Regions from separate parts of the Homo sapiens genome. Here region 1 is linked to region 2. The links are chromatin contacts, found by Hi-C or POLR2A ChIA-PET in ENCODE. All regions are on one chromosome and are shown on one strand. The core of a region is the stretch at or near the end of the contact, and the rest is flanking DNA. Distances in the headings are between cores, read along the strand shown. Region 1 overlaps LOC105379050 (a long non-coding RNA gene). Region 2 has its middle 73 kb from the start of SSBP2.

Region 1 (7,490 bases), core at 1,167-3,666, 910 kb after region 2:
CCATGGTAAATACAGATTATAATTTCAGAAGGCTATTATTTAATTACTGATAAATAATCAAATTTTTAAATTTGATCAATTTTAAAATTCTTCACCAATTTTTATGTTTTGTCATTTGAGAGCCTTGGCTGATCTTTAAACATGCTTAGTAAATTTACCTGAAAGACCCACTTCGAATTGGTACAGGATACTCCTCAGCATTCATTTCCTATCTATTCAATTTCATGACTAAAGCAAGCTGTAGCTGGTGGCTTGAGAATTAGTTTATTTTTGCCTTTAGGGAAATTTAACAAATAAGTAATGTTCTGACTGGTGAAAGTAATAATTTACTATTTAAATTAAATTATTTAATTAAATAATTAAAGGTCCTAATTACTATTTACTTCACTGAAGACTTACCACACACAGGTAAAGAGAAACCATCCCATGGAAGTTCAAGCTTCCCCTCTAAAGTGTAAGTCTGCTGAAATGAATTGACAATACACATTAACAGAAGAAAAGCCATAACAAAGTTATTCGATCATAGTTTTATATGACATGAGAGTTTTCACATTGATGACCCAAAGGCTCAGGGTGAACTATCCATTTTTACGCTTAGGTTCTATTAATCATGGACAGCCATGTAGGCATATGATTAGGCAAAAGGCTATGATCTAATAGTAATAGACCACGGGGGAAACGCAGCAAGGCAGGTTAGAGCAATATTTTTAGAGTCACAGTTTTAGGTCTTATGGCTGGCTTTGGGGAAAAGGGATCCTGGTTTCTATGACCGCCTTAAGGAAGAGAGATTCTAGTTTCTATGGTGTGCCTCAGGGGGAAATGAAGGATGAGAGACAGGAGGGAAGGAGAAGGCCAGAGAAAAATTTTGTTACTTCTGAAGTGTTCGCTTTGGGGTATCATTGTCTGAGCCCAACACTATCAAAGATCATGGGTTTTCATGTCATGTCATGTTTGTAATTAATGATTTAAGGCCTATTGAGAGAAAGAGGAGGAAGGAACATGCAAGAAGTGGGAGCTAAATAATTCCAAATTAGAGCCAGCTCACTAATACCCCTAAGTATCAATATACCAAGCATGTTGAGAGAATCTCACACCTCAGCCCTCATGTGTTAAATGCTCCACCTGCCTCTGACACAGGCGATGATCTCAGAGGCAGTCCCATGTCCTTAGACTTACCTCCCAAAAGGAAATTTGTTATCCATCACTCCCCTACATTCTTCAGACAGCTCTGGTTTTTCCAAGTAGAACTTTCTTCAGTCTATCTGTAGCAATAGCAGAAAATATTTCCTTGGCTTCCAAATTCAAGGAGACTTGTGCATAGAAATTCTATTTTTTTTTTTTTTCATTTTTGGTAAGTTTTAGTGTCAGGGGCAAATGTCAGGTTTCCCTGAGGTCATTTGGGAATTGAGGATGTCCCCATGTGAGATATTGCCGTACATGAAAAGGGCTCTGGGTGATAGAGAGACAAGAGAGGAAAAGAGAAAAGGAGCCATGTGGAGACTGGAGGTCTTGGGTGGGAGTGCTGACAGGCACTGGGTGGGGAGGCCGAGTTTATTACTCTGTTAACAGGTTCCTTTGTAAATTCATCATTTGAGGGGAGTCCTGACGCAAGGAGTGGGAACTGAGAAAAGAGAAAACAGGAAATACACGCCAACAATAAAAAGCAGGCTTTCAAATGAAGAACAGAACATCCAAAATTTCAGCAATGAGAGATGTAAAATTCATGGAAACACTGACTCACGAGGTCAGTTAGCCATAGTTTAATGTCTTTAGTTCACTCTTTCTTTCCCTTCCTCAAAAGGAAGAATAAGGAGAAAATAAAAACTTTTATCCATAGTATATAATATCAAATGAAGTATATTTCAAAGCATTGCACAGAATTAACATCCTTGCTACTTTAATGCTGTAGTTAATTGTCTGGCCTATATGAAAAACTGAAAAATGAGAGAACAGTGAAATGAAGCAGATGCCAAAGGATTCTGGAATGAGAACAAAACACATCAATAATCCATGGGCAGATTTTCAGAAGTTTACAGATGATAATCCTGAAATATTGATTCAGCATTTGTTTTGTTTAGGACAGTCTTAAGTACTTAGAAAAAAAAATCTTAAAATATATATGCCTAGTCAAAGATTCAAAGAGCAAAATGAAGCTATTTATCTCCAATCAATGTATAAGCATGTAAATTTTTTTTGTAGGTGACTAGATAAAGACAGAGAAATCTAGAAATGCCACAACCTTTTAAGGTTTTGAATTGCATTTCAGAGAGTCTGATAGTACACAATATTCAGAAATTAAAGAGACGGTTCCCTTCTACTTTCTTTTCAATCGCTGCCTCAAGAACAGGGGACCTTTGTTACACTCCATGGTATACTGAGCATATGTATGGGAAATATCCTGTGTGGCTTAGGATGAAATAAATAACCTCCTGTGGTCACAAGCCACTCTGCAAAATGGCACTAAGAAGACTGAGTTTAAAGGCAGAGGCCTTTAAGCATGGCCTTTGGAATCAATTGGTTATTAACATTGTTATAACACAGTTTAATTTTTATATGAACATTAAATAACACTTATTGAACAAGCTCAATTTCAGGACTTTTCTCCCCATTTATCTCACAAGTTTTTTTTTTTTTTTAAAGGCAACAGAAAAGGTCTCCCTATATTAGAAGTCCTAGAGTGACAGAGGAAATGAGTCATCAAGATAATTTATGAACTTTCCCATAGCTTGCAATGCACGAGCATAATAATCCTTTGTTATTTAGCCTACTCAGAGACCAAACTCCAAGACCTTGATGGAACACAATTAAAACAGGATTTCTGTAGACTCAAGTCTCTGCTTCACATCCAAAAATGGTTTTACCTTATTGCAATATACTCAATTAATTTTTTTTTTTTTTTGAGACAAAGTCTCGCTCTGTCACCCAGGCTGGAGTGCAGTGGCGCGATCTCGACTCGCTGCAACCTTCACCTCCGAGGTTCAAGAGATTCTTGTGCCTCAGCTTCCTGAGTAGCTGGAATTCCAGATGTGCACCATCACGCCTGGCTAATTTTTGTATTTTTAGTAGAGACGGGGTTTTGACACGTTAGCCAGGCTGGTCTCGAACTCCTGGCCTCAAGTGATCCACCTGCCTCGGCCTCCCAAAGTGCTGGGATTATAGGTGTGAGCCACGGTGCCAAGCCTCAATTAATATTATTTACTATTTTTCACTTTTCTACTGTAGTCACAACAAGCTAGTCTCGGTAAGAAATTATTTTTAAAATGAATTTTTAAAAAGTTTCTGGGTTTTAGGAACTTATAATTCATAGGAGAAAAAGAGAAGCCCCAAACAGCTGGCATACTCAGTAAAGTATATGGTGAAAGTCACAGGAGAGCTTCAAAGTATTAGAAAAGAGGTAATTTGCATTCCAACAGATTTTTGTTTTATTTAATAATTGAAGCTTCTGGATCAATGGGGAAAAACGAATCAGGCATGATGTTTAAAACTCTGGTTATTTTTGAGAATCTTTTGATAGGGAGTCAAAATGATGTTCTTCAACTCATTTCCAAAGAAAAAAGTGTTCAACAATCTTAACGACCTAAAAGGTGTGTAGAGACTTATATTGTTAAAGATAGTCACGTTTTCCATAGTTTTGTAAAACTGTACTTTCTAAATGCAATTGTACTTTCTAAATATACTTTCTAGGTATAGTAGATATTACCTTAAATATTCTCCCGCCTGTGAAATGTCATTTAGCTTGACTGGGTGTTGAAGGGTGTCCTCCAGGCTCAGAGCAAGGATAGCCTTTCACATCCTGTCTCCTCTCAAACACTGTGTCTTAAGGCACCTATCCTCAACACCTTGGAAAATTGGGCAAGGCCTGGCCTTCTGTCTGCCACATTATTTATCATGTGGATGTGATCTATTGACAATTCTAGACACCACGCATGGGAATAGGGGTTTCTAAGTTAACCCATCAACTTCTCTCCTGAGCAGCAAGAAACTCCATTCTATTTGGTAATATTTGCTGAGTCAAATTCTGGTTTGGTAAAAATATGTTAAGAGTGGATCCAATTCAGTCCTGAAACACATCTATGCACTCCATGAGGACCACACTGGATATTGTTTAGGCCAGTGCTTTTAGTCCTGGCTATGCTAGCCCACTTACCTGCCTTCCAGGAGACTGCTAAACCGCATGTCTGCACATGAGCACAGGTGTGTGCTCATCACACACAGTTCTTACATTACATGAGGTTAGCTCCCAATTGCTCATTAGAATGTTAAATGCATTTTCCTAAAGGTTAAGCACTTACCAAATTATGCAAAACATAAAGATTAAGAATATTTTTTTCCCATTCCTAGACTATGGGCCTGTAGGAGTGAAAAGGTAATAATACCTTTTCTTCATATATTATGAGAGTCATGGCCAACACTCCTTTAACAAAAGACAGGTTAGCAAGAGAAAAGCATAACAAAATTATTTAACAGTTTTCTAAGACATGGGAGCCTTTAGAAACGGAGACCCAAAGACCCAGGAAAAACTGTGTTTTATGGAAAGTTTGAAGAGGAATGGACAGCCATGTGGAAATGTGATTGAACAAAAAGGGTATGATCTAATGGCAATAAGCTGAGGGTGGGGTGATGGGGAGCAGTGTGGGAAAGGGAGTGGTATCCCAGCAAGGCCTGTCTGTTCAGGATCTTCTTGTCTTCTCTGTCTAGCACTCCTTCCCACCACATATGGGGCAGAAGTCCTCTGGAATGAGGGTCTTATGACCTATTTTGAGGCAAGGTAGGTCAGATAATTCTTTTACAACCATGCTTCACACAGAAAGGTGGAGGAAAGGCAGAGTGACCTTGCTTCTGAGCCCCACCCAATCTCCTTCAGTTCAAAGCACTTTGGGATAGTGTTTTCTGAGCCTGACAGGCTCTAGTTTTTGGTTTGAAAAATGTGATCACCAAGTATATACAACAACGCTCCTGACCCACATTAGTAAGGCATACTTTTTTGCAGTTTCCTAGTAATAATCAATCCCACTTAATTATATGAGAATAATAAATGTATTTGTAAGATGCTTGGCTAGATCTTGAAATATTGTTTGAATCAAGTTACAGCCACTACGTGGAATAATTGGGGACAAAGGGAGTATTTTTTTGAAAATGATGCACTACACAACTAGGAAACAGTAAGATGCACATAAGTCCCACACAGGACCAACAACTCGAAAGAAACCAGTGCAATCACAAAATTCTACTCTATTTTCCCATCGCTCAGATGCTTATAATCCCTTTTCCAGGAAAGCTTTTCCAAAATATGATTCTTTTAAGGCATACAATTTGTGCACCCATGCACTGCTTCCAAGTCGGGCACTTCTACTTAGAAAGATTTCTACAATATGTGGGATTGACTCTTATGTTCATTGAGGTTAAAAAATTGCTAATTAGCCAGGGTGTTTAATAATAATAAAACACCTAGACCTGATGATTCAAGTGCTAAACCTAACTTTATATTATGTCAATTTAACAAATAATAAATAATTATTTTTTTACTTAAAGGATGAGGTGGGGTGGAAGAAGCAGATTTTTTTTAATAGTCTACTATGAGTTATGTATTTTACAAACAGTATCTTCCTTCCACTACATAACAAGTTCTGTTCTTATCCCTTTCTTACTTAGGAAGAGGACATAGAGACTCAAAGAAATTAATAACTAGCCTGATGTCACACAGCTAGTAGTCAGCAGAGCTGAAATTTGGTATTTGCTTGGCTGCAAAATCCAGGCTCTTTTCAAAACTCCAAGCTGTTTCTTTCTTACCCAAGTTGGGCTGATATTGCCCAAATGAAGAAGAGTAAGCCAAAAACCTAAAACCAAGGAAAGGCAGGGGGGAATGTCCCTGTGTGTTCCACGTTTACTTTATTCTTTCCTGGCAGCTCAAATAACCACAGAATCCCTGGTGATCCTAAGCATTTGACGATGACTGTGAGAAGCACTTGCATTGAAGAACTAACTAATCAACTAAATCACTCCAACATGTAGTACATTGCAGCCTTCGTTTCACAGTATGCCTGGGAAAATGAGATATAAAAGAGAGAAAGTACTTCAGGTCCTTTTATTGGAGTGGAAACATAAAAGAGGAGGTTAAGCAATAACACATATGAACAGTCATTTGCAATTACTTCTAACGCAATCTGGATCCATGGGTCATATGATCAACTAGCAGTTTGGGCACTTCAAGGCATAATAATTTCCTCTCTTTTCATAGATCAGAGTCATAGAATAACTCTCCCAAGTCGTAGGTTTCTACATGTCTCTATAATTAGCCTTTTGGCGCTACCCAGTCTGCTTTTTAGCCTTTTAAGTGATCTTCTAACACTTTTCTCCAAAACCTTACGCCTGTGGTTTGCCAAATCTCCCACAGGTCTTCTTCTTAGGAATCACTTTCCTTTTTCTTATTTTTGCATTGTTCCCCCTTATTAATGACAGACTAAATTTACCAGTTGGGAATCTTCTTAAGGACAACATGTAAATCACGTATTTAGGATTAAAGTGAATTTCCAAAATGGTTATGTATACAGATGAGCCCAAAAAGTCCAGTTAATAAATGATCTTTCTGAGTTGTGGAACTGAGATACCATTGAGCCTATCTCTAAACATAATTTATAGCAATTTATAGCACTGTTTTTTTATCAGAAAAAGAATGTGTTCCCAGTTCTATATCCATTTATTTACTAAACACATATTAATGAATGCCTACCTGGGGCCAGATTTTATGGATAAAATGGTAAGTAAAAACCATGAGTTTCTGGAGCATTCAATATAGTGGTTGAAATAGTCAATTAAACACATTTATATACACCCCAAAACATATGAGACAGTGCAGGATGCTACTGAATATACTGCAGGGATATGTCACAGCCTAAATGATGGACAAGAGAAAGCCAGGTAAAAGTAGTGACAAAGGGAAGGGAAGAGGTGACAGGCAGAAAGAACATGTGTGAAAGATGAAGCAGAAGAGAACACAGTTCACTGAAACCACTTTGGAAAGCTGAGCAAACTGGAACTCAGGTACAAAAAAAATTAGTGACAGGTGTAGTGGGGCAGGTGAACATTGGTTGGAGTTCACAGGGTTTGGAAACTAAGTGAAAGGGTTTATAAACATATTTGAAATTTAATAGGACATGGCATCCTTAGCAGCAAGATGAATGGATAGACAACAACAATATTAAACTATATAGTAAAAATAAATGAAAGGGAATAGAGAAAATTAAATAGCCTGGAGGAAGCTATCCAATATAAAGTCAGGATCCCTTTCCTGGTTTTAGGAACTGAGCCCATTTTTAGGCTCAGAGCTTACTGACTGTGGGAGAGGCCAGATTCCTAAGGAAAAGGATCCTGCAATATCATGGTAATTATAAGAAGTAATAATGCCCCCAACCTTCTCCAAAGGAGGCCAATTGCTCATTTAACTGTGTTCTTGAAAAAGGATAATACCCAGATATGATGAGGTCTACAGT
Region 2 (7,641 bases), core at 3,854-6,353:
AATGATTTCTCAACAATATATGATAAATCTGCATCTTGGCAACATGAGGGCAAAGGTCTTTTTCTATGCTTGTTTGCTATTTGTATTTCCTCTTTGGTGAACTGTTTGTTCATATCCTTTGCCTTTTTTCTATTGGACTATGCATCTTTCCTTATTGGATTTGCTAGAGACTTTTATATTTTCAGGATATTTCACTTTTGTCTGTAAAATACTGCAAGTAGACTTCCCAGTATAACAGGGGTTCTTGAATGTATGCAACAGAAAATAACTGGCTCCTTCCAGCAGAAAATGAATGTATTGAAATGATATTTGGTAGATCACAGAATCACTGGAAAAGCTAGAATTCTAGACTTTGAAAATAGAGCAGCACCAAAGGAAGCAGGGCCAACCACAAGCCCAAACAACACTGTAGGAACTGTCTGATGAGGACCCCACCAATACTGACACTGGATGCTGAAAGCCACTCCTGGCACCTCTGCCCACCTGGTCTTGGAGATTCGATGCTGATGCCACAAAAGTGGACTCTCTTCTGTCTTGATTCAAAGTCCTGGGCCAGAGTGTCTGATTGGTTGAGCCTCCATCACAGCCTGCATCCCCATTGCAAAGAGCGGGAACAGAGAGAGTGACTTTCAGAACTGTTCATCTCCAGTGTTGGAGAGTGGACCTTGCTCTTCATCCAGAGTCACACAGTGGAGAACTCCCCATATGTAAAAGGGGAAGCAGAGGCGAGGCAGAAACTGACAGAGACTGAGAGCCCTATACTCAGCTTGTTTAAATTTAAATTTTGTTTACAGTGCTTTTAGCTTCACAGAGAATTAAATTTTCTGGGTGAGTATATGAAAATATTTCCTTTATGATCTCAGATCTTAACAGCTCTGCTGTCTGCATACCCTCTCCCACCTTCCTGAATTCTCCCAGCTGAACCAAGTAGGCCTGCATTTTTTCTTTTTAAGGATAGTCTGAGCTTGTATCAAGGGCTTTGCAGACTATCCTTTGAGTTTTAAGGCAGCTCTGGTACCCCAGACCTTCCTCTCATGTCAGAAATGTCCTTGACCCTCAGACATGGGCTCTGGAGGCTAATTATCTCAGGTGGTGGCCTGTCACCTTCTAGGCTGGAAATCTACCACCTCTGAAAATGTTTAATTTTCAGTCTTTTAGACAGGGGACTTTTTCTGACCTGTTCATCAAAGTGTGTTTTCATGACTAAGGAGTCCCCTAACTCTCCTACTGCTATAGGTATATTTTATTACTCAGTTAATTTCGACTGGCCTCGTATCATGGGATACTTGACATTTCAATACCTTAGGCATTAAATTGAAAAACACCTAATTGATCATTTTCATACAGTAAGTTTAAGTTTCCCTTTCCTACTCAAAAGAATGCAGCGTAGTCTTAGGGACACTTGAATATTTTCTACTGGTCTTTGAGGGGCTCAGTCACCTTTGCTCTCTTTGTCTACATGGTTAGAAACCTGTCTGTACATGTTGAGCAGACTGGTATGCTTATCACATGCTAGAGAAGTTTCTGGAGGGTTCTCTGCCTGTTCTGTATATTTCAAGAAAGCCCCAATGCTGGTTCCCCATCCATGGCCCTCCTCCAGACTCAGTTGTGGAAGGGGGATGGGGAATGAAGCAGGTATGAAAACAATGGGGCCACACTCTTCTACAGCCAGGATACTCCTTGCAGAGAGAAGGCCCAGCATGGCATCATCAGGAATGGAGCCTAGGCCCTGGCACTCACAGGTGTCCTGGAGGAGTTGGAGCCCAGATATGGGACATCCAGTGTAGGCAAGCAAGAAGCTTGGAGACCAAAGTCCCTGTGGGTGATGGAGGGAAACTTACCAGAGAGATAGCATCTGGAATGTTTGGAGACTGGCATTAGGTGGCAGCCCAAGGAGGAGTCCAGGGCAGAGAGGCTGAAAATTGGAGGAAGGGGGAAGGCTCCTGGTCTAGGGCTCAGGGGCAGGGCTCCTGCCCCTGGGAGGTCTGCAGTGAGGACCTGTGGCCCCAAGCATCACCATAAGCAATCAGGCAGACAAAATGAGTCAAAGATGTGATCTTTAGAATGGGAGAACAAGCTGGGGCTGAGACAGAATTGCCTACGTTCAAATCCCCATTCTATCACTTATCACCTATGTAACTTTGGTCAAGTAACAGACTTTCTGTGCTGCAGTTTCCTCATCTGTAAAATGAGAATAAATTCCTGTAATCCCAGCACTTTGGAAGGCTGAGGCAGGCAGATCACTTGACTCCAGGAGTTCGAGACCAGCCTGGGCAACATGGCAAAATCCCGTCTCTACAAAAAATACAAAAACTAGCCAGGCATGGTGGCACGTGCCTGTAATCCCAGCCACTGTGTCCGGAATTGGTGGGTTCTTGGTCTCACTGACTTCAAGAATGAAGCCGCGGACCCTCGCAGTGAGTGTTACAGCTCTTAAGGTGGCGCGTCTGGAGTTTGGTCCTTCTGATGTTCGAATGTGTTCGGAGTTTCTCCCTTCTGGTGGGTTCGTGGTCTCGCTGGCTCAGGAGTGAAGCTACAGACCTTCCCGGTGAGTGTTACAGCTCTTAAGGTGGCGCGTCTGGAGTTGTTCCTTCCTCCTGGTGGGCTCGTGGTCTCACTGGCTTCAGGAGTGAAGCTGCAGACCTTCGCGGTGAGTGTTACAGCTCATAAAAGCAGCGTGGACCCAAAGAGTGAGCAGTAGCAAGATTTATCGCAAAGAGCGAAAGAACAAAGCCTCCACAGTGTGGAAGCCCACGCCCACCCGGAACTCCAGCTGGCCCGCAAGCAACGCGCGCAGCCCCGGTTCCCGCTCGCGCCTCTCCCTCCACACCTCCCTGCAAGCTGAGGCAGCCGGCTATGGCCTTGGCCAGCCCAGAAAGGGGCTCCCACAGTGCAGCAGTGGGCTGAAGGGCTCCCACTTTGGCGGCGCTACTCGGGAGGCTGAGGTGGGAGGATTGCTTGAGCCTGAGAGGTCAAGGCTGCAGTGAACCATGATTATGCCATTGCACTCTAGCCTGGGTGACAGAGTGAGACTCTGTCTCAAAAAAAAAAAAAAAAAGAGAGAGAGAGAATAATAACAAAGCCTACCTCATAGGAATTTTTTTTTTTCTTTGTGACAGAGTCTTGCCTTGTTGCCAGGCTGGAGTGTAGTGGCGCAATCTCGGCTCACTGCAACTTCCACCTCCTGGTGAGAGGGGACAGCGTACTGGCAGTCCTCACAGCCCTCGCTTGCTCTCGGTGCCTCCTCTGCCTGGGCTCCCACTTTGGTGGCACTTGAGGAGCCCTTCAGCCCACCGCTGCACTGTGGGAGCCCCTTTCTGGGCTGGCCAAGGCCGGAGCCCACTCCCTCAGCTTGCAGGGAGGTGTGGAGGGAGAGGCGCGAGCGGGAACCGGGGCTGCCTACGGCGCTTGTGGGCCAGCTGGAGTTCCGGGTGGGCGTGGGCTTGGCGGGCCCTGCACTCGGAGCAGCGGGGCGGCTCTGCCTGCCCCGGGCAGTGAGAGACTTAGCACCCGGGCCAGCGGCTGCGGAGGGTGTACTGGGTCCCCCAGCAGTGCCAGCCCACCGACGCTGCGCTCGATTTCTCACCGGGCCTTAGCTGCCTTCCTGCTGGGCAGGGCTGGGGACCTGCAGCCTGCCATGCCTGAGCCTCCCACCCCCTCCATGGGCTCCTGTGCGGCCGGAGCCTCCCCAACGAGTGCCACCCCACGGTGCCCAGTCCCATCGACCACCCAAGGGCTGAGGAGTGCAAGCCTGGCATGGGACTGGCAGGCAGCTCCACCTGCAGCCCTGGTGCGGGATCCACTGGGTGAAGCCAGCTGGGCTCCTGAGTCTGGTGGGGAGGTGGAGAACCTTTATGTCTAGCTCAGGGATTGTAAATACACCAATTGGCACTCTGTATCTAGCTCAAGGTTTGTAAACACACCAATCAGCACCCTGTGTCTAGCTCAGGGTTTGTGAATGCACCAATGGACACTCTGTATGTAGCTGCTCTGATGGGGACGTGGAGAACCTTTATGTCTAGCTCAGGGATTGTAAATGCACCAATCAGTGCCCTGTCAAAACAGACCACTGGGCTCTACCAATCAGCAGGAAGTGGGTGGGGCCAGATAAGAGAATAAAAGCAGGCTGCCCGAGCCAGCAGTGGCAACCTGCTGGGGTTCCCTTCCATAGTGTGGTAGCTTTGTTCTTTCATTCTTTGCAATAAATCTTGCTGCTGCTCACTCTTTGGGTCCACACTGCTTTTATGAGCTGTAACACTCACCGGGAAGGTCTGCAGCTTCACTCCTGAGCCAGCAAGACCACGAACCCACCATAATGAAGAAACTCCCAACACATTCAAACATCAGAAGGACCAAACTCCAGACGCGCCACCTTAAGAGCTGTAACACTCACTGCGAGGGTCCGCGGCTTCATTCTTGAAGTCGGTGAGACCAAGAACCCACCAATTCCGGACACACTGGGTTCAAGCGATTCTCATGCCTCAGCCTCCCGAGTAGCTGAGATTACAGGCATGAGTCACAACCCCCAGCTGTTTTTTTTTTTTTTTTTTTTTTTTTTTGGTAGAGACTGGGTTTCACCATGTTGGCCAGAATGGTCTTGATCTCCTGACCTCGTGATCGGCTTGCCTCAGCCTCCCAAAGTGCTGGGATTACAGGCGTGAGCCACCACTCCCGGCCAGGATTGTTATGAGAAGCAAATTAAATAATATATGTAAAGCGCTTAGAAAAGAGTAGGTGTTAAAAAAGTTATTATTAGTCAATATTATTATTAGCACAACTGAGATAATCAAAGCAGAAGAAGCCTTAAGGCGGTCTTGATGTGGAATCACCAAAGTGGTTTAGTTATTCTTCAGTTCCCTCTAAATAAGGACAAGATTGGTCACAGATCTGGGGTAAGGATAAACTACAGACAGGGCTCAAGTGGTAGAAGAGAGCTGCAGAGGCAAGGAGCCAGGAAAATTCTTGCAAATGTAGTTGGGAGAATCACATTTTATTTTCTGGCAACTCTGACACATAGTCATTGTGCCCTATGGCCTATCCAGAATCTTTGGGCTCCCTGGGGCTAGTGCTAGAGATGTGAGTCATGAGAGAGAAGAGTCTGGAAGGCCCTCTGCCACCCTGGGGCCTCTGCCGTAGGCTGGCTCCTCTAAATCTCCAGGGTGAGCAGTGGCCACGAGAGAGAGCACGCACCTCTGGCCTCATGCCAGCCCTCTTCATGGACCTGCTGATCACAAGTGCAGCTGGAGTGTGAGGCATCAAAATACATACCCTATTTCACAAGTCATGCCCTCATCAATCCCTCTTGCACACATTAAGACAAAAACATGGCATTAAAAATAGTTATTTACTGATAAGAACTTATGAACATAAAGAAGGAAACAGCAGACACTCAGATCTACCTGAGGGTGGAGGCTGGGAGGAGAGAGAGGAGCAGAAAAGATAGCTATTAGGTACTAAGCTGAATACCTAGGTGATGAAATAATCTGTACAACAAACTCCCGTGACATGAGATTATCTATGTAACAAACCTTCACGTGTACCCTCGAGCCTAAAATAAAAGTTAAAAAAAAAATTTACCATCATAATAATGGCTACCATCATTGGCAGTTTAATCATGTGCCAAGGTACCATGTACTATGTACGTAGCTAAGCGCTAAATATCGATTGCTTTTATTGCTCAGTTAATTTCAATTACTTCAGTTGGTCTTCACAACCTTAAGAGGTAAGTTACTGTTTCAGCTTTGCAGATGAGGACACAGGCTCAGGAGGGTTGAATAACTTGACCACGGTCAAATGGCCAGTAAATGGTAGAGCCAGAATCCAACTCAGGTAGTTCAGTATGGAGCCTGAGCTTTTAAGAGGAGGGGAGGAAAATGCTTTGGAGTAACGTTTCTAAATGAAATACTGCATTTTTGACAGCAGACAGTACTGTCTGCTGCCTTCCTTGGTGAGCTAACACCAACTTGAAACAATTGCTCCCTCCCCAGGCAGCATCTGCTTTGGTTCTCCAAGGAAATTGATTCACTCTGTGGAGACTCTCTTTGGGAGAGGCCAAAGTTCCTTACAGCTTCTGGGATCACAAAACCCTTTTCAACAAGATCCCTTAGGCCCAGGCTCCTAAAAACTGTGTAATAAATTTACCATCAAAACAATCTCACTTGATCCCTCTGAGACCATCATGCTACAAACAAAGGTAAGATGATATTCCTATAAATATTTCTCCTGTGAAATCATTAGAGTTTTTTCCCCTCCTATGCTAAACTGTATTCTTCAAATTTAATATAATTTCATAGTTCCCCTAAATCATTCATGGGTATATATACAACATTCAACTGTTCTACATCCTGTCATTTGAATAAGAATGATTATTAAAGTTTAGGCTGATTCTAAAATGCAAAAGCATTTTACTGTTTTTCATATTAAAAATGCCATAATGAAATATTTTTAAATGTTATAGCAATTATCTTTTCACCGCACAAACCTGCATTGTCAACTATGCCACATTAAAATGTTAAATCACTACTTTAATATCAATTTATAGAAGGAGAGAGAGAAAAACCGCTAAAATTCATCTTCTGTGTGGTGGGTTTCTCCACATCTTAGTACATGTGGTCTGTCATGGTTGAGACGTGCTGTCTTACACAGGAAACACCACAGATTTTAGAGGTCTTAGACTTGAAATAACAGGGAAGTCCAGGGATTGTGTATTTCTTCCTCATGTAAAAAAAAAAAAAAAAAAAAAATTAGGGGCCGGGCGCAGTGGCTCACACCTGTAATCCTAGCACTTTGGGAGGTTGAGGCGGGCGGATTGCCTGAGCTCAGGAGTTCGAGACCAGCCTGGGCAACATGGTGAAACCCCATCTCTGCTAAAATACAAAAGAAAAAGCGTGCGCCTGTAGTCCCAGGTACTTGGGAGGCTGAGGCAGGAGAAGTGCTTGAACTCAGGAGGCGGAGGTTGCAGTGAGGGGAGATCGTGCCACTGCACTCCAGCACTCCAGCCTGGGCAACAGAGCGAGACTCTGTCTCTCTAAAAAAAAAAAAAAAAATTAGGTTAATCAGCTATTTTTCTGGGTTCCCAGACCCAAACCTGCAGGACATTAATGGGATGCAAGCAAACCTGAGCAGCTGGGCTTGCAAAAATAAAATTACTTTCAGAAGCCATAATGCAGGTTGTATGCTTTGGGCATCAGTAGTGTGGTCTCCTCTATTCCTGCTAGGCCAGCTGCATTGAGCTCTCAGTGACGGAGGTAATGGTAGAACATTAGGGCAGTTCTTGTTGCCCTGGACAAGTGTTAATGAGGAAGAGGCATGGATATGAGAGATACCACATTCAGGCTCTTATCTCTCAATGAATCATGCACAGTTCTCACAATATTATCTATTAAACTCAGCTGAATGTCTTAGTCACACTGAATATAATCATTACACAGAGGACTTTGACCTGTCCCATTAGGTGATTAAAAAACAAAAAGTACATTTTTAATAGATTTCATAAAGACCCAATTGTATATGACTCTCTGGCTGCTTAAGAGAAGCTATTAAATGAAGTCCACATTGGGTCAGTACCTCACTTTTAAGCCCTTGAAATCACATGGTCTTATTATCTATGAAGTTTTCAAAAATGAGCTTGTTAACATCAAA

Evidence for each region. A loop is a pair of places that touch in the nucleus more often than their neighbours do. ChIA-PET counts read pairs that join two places held with the same protein, here RNA polymerase II (POLR2A).
Region 1: a map with no recorded cell type shows a loop between it and region 2 (7-fold over the local background). The contact joins two enhancer-like sites. A Hi-C loop is called at or near these places in 1 of 37 single-sample maps with no recorded cell type. POLR2A ChIA-PET finds 5 or more read pairs at or near these places in 1 of 52 experiments (activated naive CD8-positive, alpha-beta T cell).

The regions. Positions count from the first base shown.
Region 1 is chr5:82,732,920-82,740,409 of GRCh38, forward strand. LOC105379050 (a long non-coding RNA gene) reads left to right here. Exons shown (of 4, transcript XR_948504.3): 4 at 1,570-4,582. Among named protein-coding and RNA genes, the nearest start is that of MIR3977, 100 kb to the right of the region's middle. Within about 2 kb of position 2,417, at least 3 of the 41 ENCODE cell types and tissues checked have a DNase peak (open chromatin) inside an H3K27ac peak, as active enhancers do.
Region 2 is chr5:81,820,353-81,827,993 of GRCh38, forward strand. No RefSeq gene overlaps it. Among named protein-coding and RNA genes, the nearest start is that of SSBP2, 73 kb to the left of the region's middle. Within about 2 kb of position 5,104, at least 6 of the 41 ENCODE cell types and tissues checked have a DNase peak (open chromatin) inside an H3K27ac peak, as active enhancers do.